Regions from separate parts of the Homo sapiens genome. Here region 1 is linked to region 2. Evidence: chromatin contacts called from ENCODE Hi-C data. All regions are on one chromosome and are shown on one strand. The core of a region is the stretch at or near the end of the contact, and the rest is flanking DNA. Distances in the headings are between cores, read along the strand shown. Region 1 overlaps LOC112267962 (a long non-coding RNA gene). Region 2 overlaps BCKDHB (branched chain keto acid dehydrogenase E1 subunit beta).

The links. A loop is a pair of places that touch in the nucleus more often than their neighbours do. Pooled maps may share reads with other maps.
Region 1: a map of PC-3 shows a loop between it and region 2 (4-fold over the local background). The contact joins two enhancer-like sites. A Hi-C loop is called at or near these places in 4 of 168 maps with a recorded cell type or tissue (IMR-90, MCF 10A, PC-3 and 1 more), 1 of 37 single-sample maps with no recorded cell type and 2 of 50 pooled maps.

The regions. Positions count from the first base shown.
Region 1 is chr6:80,537,815-80,543,374 of GRCh38, reverse strand. All of the region lies in intron 1 of LOC112267962 (a long non-coding RNA gene), which reads right to left. The region is part of intron 1 of LOC105377869 (a long non-coding RNA gene); the gene reads left to right. Among named protein-coding and RNA genes, the nearest start is that of BCKDHB, 430 kb to the right of the region's middle. Within about 2 kb of position 2,039, at least 2 of the 41 ENCODE cell types and tissues checked have a DNase peak (open chromatin) inside an H3K27ac peak, as active enhancers do.
Region 2 is chr6:80,331,643-80,337,314 of GRCh38, reverse strand. The region is part of intron 9 of BCKDHB (branched chain keto acid dehydrogenase E1 subunit beta); the gene reads right to left. Among named protein-coding and RNA genes, the nearest start is that of BCKDHB, 230 kb to the right of the region's middle. Within about 2 kb of position 1,899, at least 2 of the 41 ENCODE cell types and tissues checked have a DNase peak (open chromatin) inside an H3K27ac peak, as active enhancers do.

The DNA.
Region 1 (5,560 bases), core at 790-3,289, 210 kb before region 2:
GAGTATAGTGCATGCTCTGTTTTCATGAAGACAAGAATTGTTTTGCTAGTCTTCTTCACTGTTGTATCCTTAGCAGGTAAAACAGTGCTTGGCACACTATAGATGCACTCAGTAAATATCTGCTGAATGGCTGAATGAATAAATAACTGAATACATAACAGAAACAAGTACATTATTGTCTTAAAATATTATCCAGCCCTACTATCTTTAGTCTGTGCAAATCACACTGATGATTAAATGCCACATTGTATAGAAGAGTAAATGGCACACTGACCAAATATAAAGCTCTCACAAGTCTATATATATATCCATAAGGGCCCAGCCCTCTTCCTTGCTGATATGGTTTGACTCTGTGTCCCCACCCAAATCTCATGTCGAATTGTAATCCCTAGTATCGGGTCAGGGACCTAGTGGGAGGTGATTGAATCGTGGGGGAGGACTTGCCCCTTGCTGTTCTCATAATAGAGTTCTCAAGAGATCTGGTTGTTCAAAAGTGTGTGGCACCTTCCCCTTTATTCTTTCTCTTCCACCTGTTTCAGCCATGTAGCACGTGCCAGCCTCTCCTTTGCCTTCCACCATGATTGTAAGTTTCCTGAGGCCTCCCAGCCATGCTTCCTGTATAGCCTGTGGAAACGTGAGCCAATTAAACCTCTTTTCTTTATAAATTACTCAGCCTCAGGTAGTTCTTTACTACAGTGTGTGAATTGACTAATACACTTGCTCTACCCTCCATACCACTCCCTGGACACAGCAGTAAAATTGTAACTTCCTGATAAAATGTTGAATGTACTGGACTGAGGCTAAATTAGACAAATATGTTTACATCTGAGTATAGCCTATGTGGTGGCTAAAATAAAACAGAAGCTTAGGGTATTATTACAGATTTCAGTGGTTTCAAAGAAAGTCAAGAAATAGCCTGAGGAACCCAAGCTTAGAAGCTGAAAACTTGATCTGAACTAATTTGTGCTGTGCTTCTTTCATTCACTAAAAAGCTGTCTAACTCCCTTGGGAAAAATTATCACTGTATTTCTACCACCTATTCGCCTGTCTTCTACAGTCAGGCTCAGGAGTTCATGGCTTTCTGCCTGCAGCTTCCTCTTTTATCTGAGGCTATTCTATGAGGTCCCAAACCACTGGAAAGAAAGAAAACTAATCTTCTCTGATCTGCATGGTTGCTTCCACCCGTGAATTGCTTCCCTTGGTGAAGCATTAAGCATTAAGCCAGGAGCACACGAGCTCTGATAAAACACTCTGGTGGAAGAGAGATTTGCTATTGCAGCTGTTCATTATTTGTGAACTTCTCCAGTGTTTGTCCTATTAATATTGTCCAGTTCCAGGAACATTTTGGTAAGAGGAAAGAGTATTTTGAAGTCCATGTGTCCTTAAGCACGAATAGTCACTGCTCATTCCTACTTTGTAGCAAGGATCATCTCCAACTATTTGGGCCTCATGGCCTCCATTTCCATTTAGTGCACTTTGTAACCTTCCTTCTCATGTACCCACTAATCCAGGACTTTTTATCATTTGTACTGCTGCTGTTGGGAGACAATATACAAGAGGTGTGACTTGCAGCATAGTGTGATAGAAAGAGCATGAGATGTGAGGTTAGGAGACCTGGGTTGGACTTACATTTCTACCCGTTACTCACACGGATTTGTTTAATTGCCAACCTTCTAAAATACATGCCTTAGTGAAAATTGAAAAAATATAGCAGGATGGCTGTGAGGTGCACATGAGATAAAAATAAAAATATGAGAAGGAACTTTGTAAGAAGAACAATAAAAATGCTAGTCATTGCTGTTGATAGTATTAACACTATTAGTAGGAACAGAGTGGGAGGCAAGAAGGAAGATGGTGAGTGGGAAATTAAGTGTGCTAGTAACAGAAAAGACAAAAGTGGGAGTCCCAGGACTCTTTGATACATGGTAGTTGGTTGGGGGAGGATGTGGCATCAGGGAACAAGGGCTGACTAATCCTCATATGAGTAATCTGCTAGGTATTGCCCCAAAAGAAGAGAATGAACAACTTGGCCTGCAAAAGGGAGGGTGTGGAAAGGTGAGGCATGCAATTTGAGACTTTAACAGTTTGTGGTCTCTTTTCAACATAGCAGTCACCCTAACATTGCTGGAGGAGGAGGAAGAAATTTGAACATAATATAAGGAATATAATAAGTAAGCCTGAGATAAAATGATGACTGAGATCATGCTGGTCCTTCCTGTAGTTTATGGTTAATAACATAAAGTACTTTTTAATCCCTTCTGCTGTCAGCCCCAACTCACTAAGACCTAGGTTATGACAAAGATAGCCAGTTGCCTACAGAAAGACCTGTTCTCTCCCATCCTTCTCAGTACCCTTATTTTTCCCTGGGTATATTGCCACCCAAAACAAAAGGCTACATACCCAGACACTCTTACACTTGGGTGTAGGGAGAGGGCTAATTTCTGTTCATGACATATAGTGAAAATGTTTGTCAGACTTTAAGTAGGTCCCTCGGAACTGACTCAACTGGGAGTGTTTCTTTCATGGCCTTCTGCCATTCTTCCTTTCTCTGGCCAGCTACATGGACATGATATCTGGGCATCCAATCCTCTACCACCACTGTGCTGTTTCTTATATCAGACATAGTTGAGGTCCCATCAATCAATCTACATTTGCTCAGACACCATCCCCAGAAAACAATGATGTGTTATTACGCTCTTCTTTTCTGGGGATGGTGTTTGAGCAAATGTAGACTGATTGCTGGGAGCTCAACTATGTGTGATCATAATGACCATCACACCACTCCAAGCAAAACCAAGGCAAAGGGAAAAAGATCCTTGATGGCAGTATGTATCTTACAAAATAGAGCTTTTCCAAAAAGATTCAGGTTGTGAGGATAAGAGAAGATAGAATCTACAGAAGATAATTACCCTAGTTAGGTGAAGGCTTTCTACAGTCTAGAGATTAAGATGTGTACCAGGTCCAACAGCCTTATAGTCTTATAAAGCAATGCATGAGATAAGAAAGAAATAGACCTTTGAGTCTGTGATGCTTAATATTGAGTGTCAACTTGATTGGATTGAAGGATGCGAAGTATTGTTCCTGGGTGTGTCAGCGAGGGTATGTCCAAAGGAGATTAACATTTGTGTCAGTGGACTGGGAGAGGCATGCCCACCCTCAATCTGGGTGGGCACCATCTAATCAGCTGCCAGAGTGGCTAGAATAAAACAGGCAGAAGAAGGTGGTAGAAGCTGACTTGCTAAGTCTTCCAGACTTCATCTTTCTCCCGTGCTGGACGCCTCCTGCCCTTGAACATCAGCCTCCAAATTCTTCAGCTTTTGGACTCTTGAACTTACACCAGTGGTTTTCCGGGGCTCTCTGGCCTTTGGCCATATACTGAAGGCTGCACCATTGGCTTCCCTGCTTTTGAGGTTTTAAGGATTTGGACTGGCTTCCTTGCTCCTCAACTTGCAGACAGCCTATTATGGGACTTCACTTCCTGACTGTGTAGGTCAATTCTCCTTAATAAACTCCCCTTCATATATACATCTACCCTATTAGTTCTGACACTCTAGAGAACCCTTATTAATACAGAGTCTGAAGACAGGAAAGAAAAGTTCACCTCTGACAACTACTTACTATAATGCACAGAAAAATATCTGAAAAATTAACCAAATTGTTTTTCTTTCTTTGCTGGGTTTTTTGTTGTTGTGGGGGTTTTTTGTGTTAGTTTTATTGTTGTTGCTACTGTTGTTGTTTTTGTTCTTGTTGTGATACTATTGTTTTTCTGACATCACCCAAAAGATACAAAAAAGGTAGTCTCTGACACAGGAGCAGAAAGCTATAAAAAGTGCAAAAGTTAAGCTGTAAAAACTTTAGAATGAGATTTAAAATAAACATAATATGAGAGTTTCAAAAAACTTTAAAACAGTAGGGTTCACAAAACTTTAAAAATAGTAGAAAACTGTCAGGCACATTGATAGTGGCAAATAGTAAAATATATGTTGGAAATTGAAAATAATGATATAATAATAATATAATAACACATTTAAGAAGCACTCTTAATATGTAGAATATGAGGAAAAAAGAGGAAAATGATGGAGGAAAGAGAATTGATATGGCAGACAGAGACTATGGAACCAACATTCAAATAATTGTTACTCAGAGAAAAAGTAAATAAATTGGACAAAAACAATAATCAAAGATATTACAAAAGAAAAGTTTCCTGAATTTTAAAAAAGGGCCATCAAGAAGAGAAATAATGATATATCATACCTATTTTTATTTAAAAAAAAGCAAGTATAAAAGTCTAGATACAAAATGTATATACGTAATACACACAAGCACAAAAATGATACTTGCCTCAAATTTCCCCTCTAAAATACAAAAAGCTAAAAAACTATGGTGAAAATGTAGTTTTCTAAAGGCTATAAAGATATAATCAAATACAACATTTACCCAGCTAAAAATATGGGGAAAAGTATTCTGATATGCACTTATGGAAATCAAATAATAAAAAAGAAAATTACTATAAAGGAAATATGTAATTACTGTGATGGAAATAAGATTACTACAGTGGAAAAATGGAAAAATCTAGGTTAAATATAAGATTATCTAAGACATTATCAAAATTATTTCAAGGAGCAAAAATATGCTAAGAACCATGAAAAATAATGAAACAGTTATCAAAATGTACCTCTGATATAACCACTGAGACCAGTAAATTCAATATAAAATTTAATAAATAAGTATCATGCTGTTTAAATATTTTCAGAATACATAAAATTATTTCAACTTCCCACATCTTTATATAAAACTAGCATAACTCTGGTGGCAAAATTGTTATAAATAGTTCAAATAGAAATTATAATATAATGTGTTATAAACATACTTATATAAATCTAAATGATATAAAATATTAAAGTGGTTACACAAGTCTAAATAAATGATATAAAAACTATTTCAAGATAGATTGTTTTAAATTTTTAAACAATTTAACCAAAGCAGTATATATCCACAGTAGAAAAAAATTTTAAACAAATAAACACATATCTGCCTGTCTCATAAAAAAAAGATAAAACGAAAAACAAATGGAAAGATAGTTTAGACTTCCAAGGTGAGACAGTAGAGATAAGCCTGAGAAGAGAATGTTCCTACCCCAACACTTGATGAAAGGAACAAGAAACACAAAACACAAATTTTGAAAAGAAGTGCCAAACAAATGAATAAAAATTGCTTTTTTGGTTCAGGAAGTTTTTAAACTAATCTGCATCTTTCAGAAGAAATGATAGGAAAAGTAGATGATTAATCAACACCTCAAAAGTCTTAATGGTATTCCTAAAAATGAGGAGAAGCTGAAGAAGTAGGCTGTTGGAGAAAGAGTCAGGAAAACAGCTATGCAAGCACCCCTACCAAAGGTACTCAATAGAGGAAGAGAAAAAATTTCAGTGAGTGTCATTCTACGCTCTACTAGCAAGGGAGGGGAAAAGAGAGGGTTCTAAAAAACACCAGCAGTAAGTTGCAGACATGAAAACAAAAGAGTAGATAAATAGGAACAAACAAACAAAAAACCTGTGAGCAC
Region 2 (5,672 bases), core at 650-3,149:
TACTTTTGAAGTCCGTGAACTCACAGATTTATATTTGTCCTAGTTATGTAAGGCTAGACATCACTCAGCTTCCAAATATTATCACAGAATATTTACTTTAAATTTGTTTTAAATCTGCCATGAACATTTGCCCATAGTCAAAACATGAGTTTTAGCAAATGAGAAAAAAATGATTCTGGTCTCTTGAATCACACTTTCTCAGCAAATGAGTCACAGAAACCTGTGAAGGCAGTATGCCAACAACTCCAAATTAATTTCATTACTGAATTAAATAAACAGAACTTTACGAATGTAAAATATTATTTTTCATTTAAGCTAATGCTTTAAACAATACATATCATGTTTGAAAAATAAAGTTTAAAAATAGTATGTACCCAATTTTTCAAGAGCATGGATCTATCAAATTAATTATTTGGAAAGCAGAGTCCCTAACCTACCCCCAAACTAATAGGATGCTCCCCCAAATGTTAGAAGTATGCTTATTTTATTTTGTTAACACCATGCACATGAGATGCACAGAACAAACACTCATTGATATAAGGTCTCTCACTTTTAAAACACAGTTGAACCAATGAGTAAGACAGTAAATAATATAATTTCATCCAGATTTGTATAACACTTAAAATATTATTATCAAGCCTATTTCAACAGTGCTTCTATGTAAAATCATAATCTTGACTAAATTAAAATCTGAGATCTCTATTACTTAACTTCACTGAACTATCTTCAATGCCTGCTGACTTAAAAAAAAATCCATCTCTTCCTCCTTAATGCAAATTACTGGCAATCTGGTAAATTTGGTTTTTTTTTGTTTTTTTGGTTTTTTTTGCTAAGATTTCTTTCCGCTAGTTAAAGAATGGAACTGAATCCTAAATTAGGATTTTTATTTAAATTCAGATTCCATTTTTAAAGTGGATGCTTATTTTTTGAAGTTAGAACGAAATGTTATTTCTGATCTAAATGGGTTTCCCTGGATACAATCTAGCTGCCTAAAACAAAGTTGGAGAATGGTATTAACAAATTCTTAGAAATAATTAGTAGTTCAAATTCAACAGCTGTGTCAGAATAAAATCATACATTAATATAAAATTGTCAGAACCTCAATATATTACCTATAGAAACTGAAATAAATTTTAAAATCAAAATTTAACATTAAATCAATAATTTATGTATTAATTTAGAGATTATAACAATTTTAAGAATATGAATTACTATTTTCTCAAAACTATAGCTTTATAAATTTTGCTATTTTAAAATCAGAAATAAGTAACAACAGGGAAGTGACAACTCATTTCTGTAATTTATAATCTTACATAAAGTCACTTTTTAAAAAAGTACACTGTGCTTATTGTTGTCCAGAGACCATACTTAAATATTTTAAAATATTAACTCATTTCAATTTTTATAAAATCTAAATTAGCAATCATAAAGGTAAGAACTAGCACCTCATATAAACCACTTTGTTTTTCCAGGTAAAATCTGTAAAAGCTTGTTTCTGCTTTCAAATTCTCCCCTGCATAGTCTTGAACTATCAAAGTTTCCTCACCATTTTCACCTGCAGAGCACTGTGAGAAACAACGGCAAAAAAAAATTTTCTTCACTAAATCTCTCTGCAAAACATTCTGTTTATTTGCTGTAGTCAGCCTCTAAAGATGTTTGAGGCTTTAAAAGTTCAAAGTCTAAAATTTAAATTCTTTATGAGATACACTATGTGCAAGTTTTGACATTTAAAATGTACTGGGCTACCATGCTTTTGTTAAAACACTTTACATTCAATAAAGAGGAAAAAAGGCAATGCTCTCAAATTTCCACAGACGCTGAAGCTTCTCAAATTTTATAGTTCAAATTCTTCCTATAGAAGAAAGCACTGACGGCAACGTTTGAAAGTGGAATTTCCTTAGAATGTGGAAGCATAATGATAAACATAAGCGACTTGCAGCACTGGGTCATCTCATGAACAAATCGCTCTCTGTAAGGTAGGATTTCTGATTTGCTTGGCACCAAGAAATGTAAAATACTCCTGAAAAGTGGCTTTTGATGATCATACAAAGCATTCAATTTTTCTTCTTTTTTTTTTTTTTTTCCCACAAAATTCTTCATCTAGCAGTCTTAACACCACCAAATGGTGTTCTGAAGACAGAAATCAATCCTGGCTAAAGCAACCAGACAATTCTTTTGTCTCACGAAACAGAAAACATATTCTTTTAGAATTTGAAAGATTAGAGCTACATTAAGATTTCTCCTAAAACTTGTTACTGTCCCAATTTTGCAACCTGTTTTTAAGTTTGAAGACTAATTACAAAACGAAACTACCAGAATAGAGTGATTTCTCCCTCTCTGGCACCATCTTTCTAAAAAGTATGAGAAGCCAGACAGTTTTTGAAAGGATTAAATTAGACAAAATAAAAAGTATATATATATACATATAAAAAATGATGACTGAAATATTTGCTATTTTACAAATTGTAATCTTTTGATAAAACAGTTTTATTTTACTGCTTTTTCCCTTCTCTTTAAATATGCTAAATTTCTTTTAGTGTATGTTTAAAAGAATGCAAAGGACTTGCTAAACATAAAAAAGACAAGAAAAGGGGGAGGGGGGAATCTATTTTTATCTACACAATGCCAAAAGAGATGTACCAATGTTTTTACTAAAATTAAACTTTTTTTTTTTTTTAACAGTTAATCTTGGGTGCCATAGCAACACAGCCTTTAAAGCTTGGTTTTGCTCAGTGAATAAATCAGACCAAGTCATTTTTCAGCAGTTTAATTCCAGTCACCAGATCACTGCAATTTTACTAATAAAGCACAGCAGAAATAAATGTTCTATACTATCATCATTAGGGAAATGTAATCAGAAATTTGTTAATTGAACCCCATTAGTAAATTTATCTTTGTACTCTCAAAGTTTAATAATTGAACAAATTAACAAAGCAAACAAGTTTCTGGCAGGAATATCTGACCTAAGTAAGAAAAAATTGCTTGAAATTGCCCTATTATTTATATGCAGATGATTTTTGCTAGCATGATGAGTTCAAACTATTCATTAAAACACATCTAGCAATTGTAATTATTGTTTGTATCCAATGGAAATAAAATTCAGAATTCAAAATATACTTTTCTACTATATTTACCCTATGGTTCAACTTTAAATTTGGTTAGTATTTTATACAAAGAAGTCTTTCAGATTGAATGTCTTAATTTGCATGCACACATTTTCACATTCAAATTTCAAGAACTGGGAGACATTTCAGAATTAGGGGAAAAATACACATGCCTCCTTTTTTACTCCCATAATTGGGTAAATGGTATGCTGATAAGATGAGCCCAGTTTTATACCTATTTTCACAAAGTACATATTACATGCTCAGTATAGACAAATTTCTAATAAATCTGATAAAACCATTGATCCATTAATGAAGAGGTAGTTAGTGACTGGAATCTGGTTCTGGATACTTTCATAGTTAAGTATAAAATATAAAATTAAAAATGCCCAGAGATACTATTTATTAATAAACTTAGGTAAACTAAATGTATATAGTTCATATAAAAAGCTATTAGTCACATATTTTGTTTAGATGAACCAGGGCATTTACTTAATAATTTTTATCTACTTACTTGGGGCTAAACTACATAAATTCAATCATGTCCCTCAATTAGGAATTACAGGCTACTAGAGATACAGGAGTTTGTGTATTTGTCATACACCAAAGATAATGACTTATATAAGCACCCATGGACACGCAAACAATTCCGTGCATAATTGGCACATCCCATCCTGGCGGAAATCCAGAGAAACAACATGGAGGCATATAGAAAAAAAATGTATTTGCCCATATGCCTGTTTTAAAAAAGGAATATGTGCATGTGTACAAAGAACAAAAAAACCCAGCTATTTAGTTACCCAGACTAAATAGTAACCACACAGATATTATTTAATCATAAATAAAAATAGCTGTTTATATAGTCTCCTTTAATCCTTTCAACAACTTTATGTAGTAGTAAAGACAAGAAACTGAAGCTGGGAGAGGTTAAGTGAGGTGACCACTATCACACAGGTGTACAACATTTGCTGGTATATGCACCAAGGCTCCTGGTTAATTTTAGGTGCACTGCATAAGACTTCAGGTTTAAGTTTTCGTAAAAGTCTTGCTTGGATACAAGGGGAATTCTGTACTTAGTGCTATTATTGTACCTATGAAAAAGAGACTAGTAGAATTATCTGCATGTTTATGTCAAGTCCAATAAGGATTTTAAAAACATTTATAAAAAGCTTAGCCGTTTAATTCCTTTTTGGGGGAGCTAGGGGGTCGGTCATTGGGGAATACAGGATCTCTTTAATCAGAGTTACAGTAGGTTCCGTACGAATTTGTACTTTTTTTTTTTTTCTTTTTAGTGCTTGCTGGGAAGATGAGCAAGTAAGAGGAAGGATGGACATGGGTGGAACTTTCTGATTAATTCCTAGCCGTTTGCCTGCATGCAGGGCATGAGCTGCCACTTGAGTTCTAAAACTGGTTTTGAATTCTGATTTGAACCTGATTCTGACTTGAGATTTGATGGTGAACATATGGTAGGATGTAAGTTTGAAGGTGTTTTTTTTTTTTTTTTACTATAAGGGTAAAAAAAATCATCAGAGTGCTTCATCAATAAATTAAACTTGTTCCCTCTCATTTATTTCCTTATTTATGGCTAGACAAATTTAGGTAACTAAGTAATTTGATTAAAATGTGACAACTTTTTGACAGATTAGAAAATATTTTACATAAACATAGTTTACAAGTTTTATCCTAGCCTTAACTTAAACTGGAATATAAAATTTAACCTCTCCTCTCAGTATTTTACAGCTATTCTCCACAGTTAATTCACTTTGTAGAACTCTAATACTAAAGAACAAACTTCAGGAGTATTTAAAGAAATGTCTCGAGTATAAAATTAAATTCATTTTTTTTCTTTGCAATTAAAGCAACACATACCAGAACAAGCCATTGCAATTAAATTAACCTTAAAATGTAAATACAAGTGCAGTATAGGATCTCACTGTCTCAGACTGCACTCTCCAGCTTCAAGTGGTGGTTATTGGCACAGCCCTCACGGCTGGCACTGGGGTGTTTATTAAAGAGCTGTGGGCTCTCATGAGAGGTGTAAAGCTAGTTGTACACACATAAGCGCCATCAAGCAGACATGGGCACATGCTGATGGATCAATCCCCTTGCACAGGTCTCAGTTGTCTGAGACAAGCATTTCAGTCATCCCTGCGAAGCACAGCTTTTAAAAACTCTTCAAAAAATTATATATGCATATAATACATCTGGGTTTATGGTGCATTAAATTTCATCATTTTCAATTCCTAGTCCCCCCCAAATGAGCATGCTTACAATTGACATAACAAATAACCAACCCCCAAGGATTTTCTTTAGGTTTCTTCAAATGCTAATTATGTAGCAAATCTAATTAAGCTCAAGTGAATCACTTCAGCAGTAGGTACTTTGGTTACTTCATAAATGCCAAAAGGGATGAGAAGTGTCTATTCTCCCTCCAAAGCAGTCATGCTGTGTGCCAAACTGATAACTGTTAAACACAGCTGCAGAGCAAATGTGCAGTTTTGGTCCTGTAAATACAGTGTTCACACATCAACCTGCGCTGTGAGTGATGTAGAATTCAGAACAACCGAC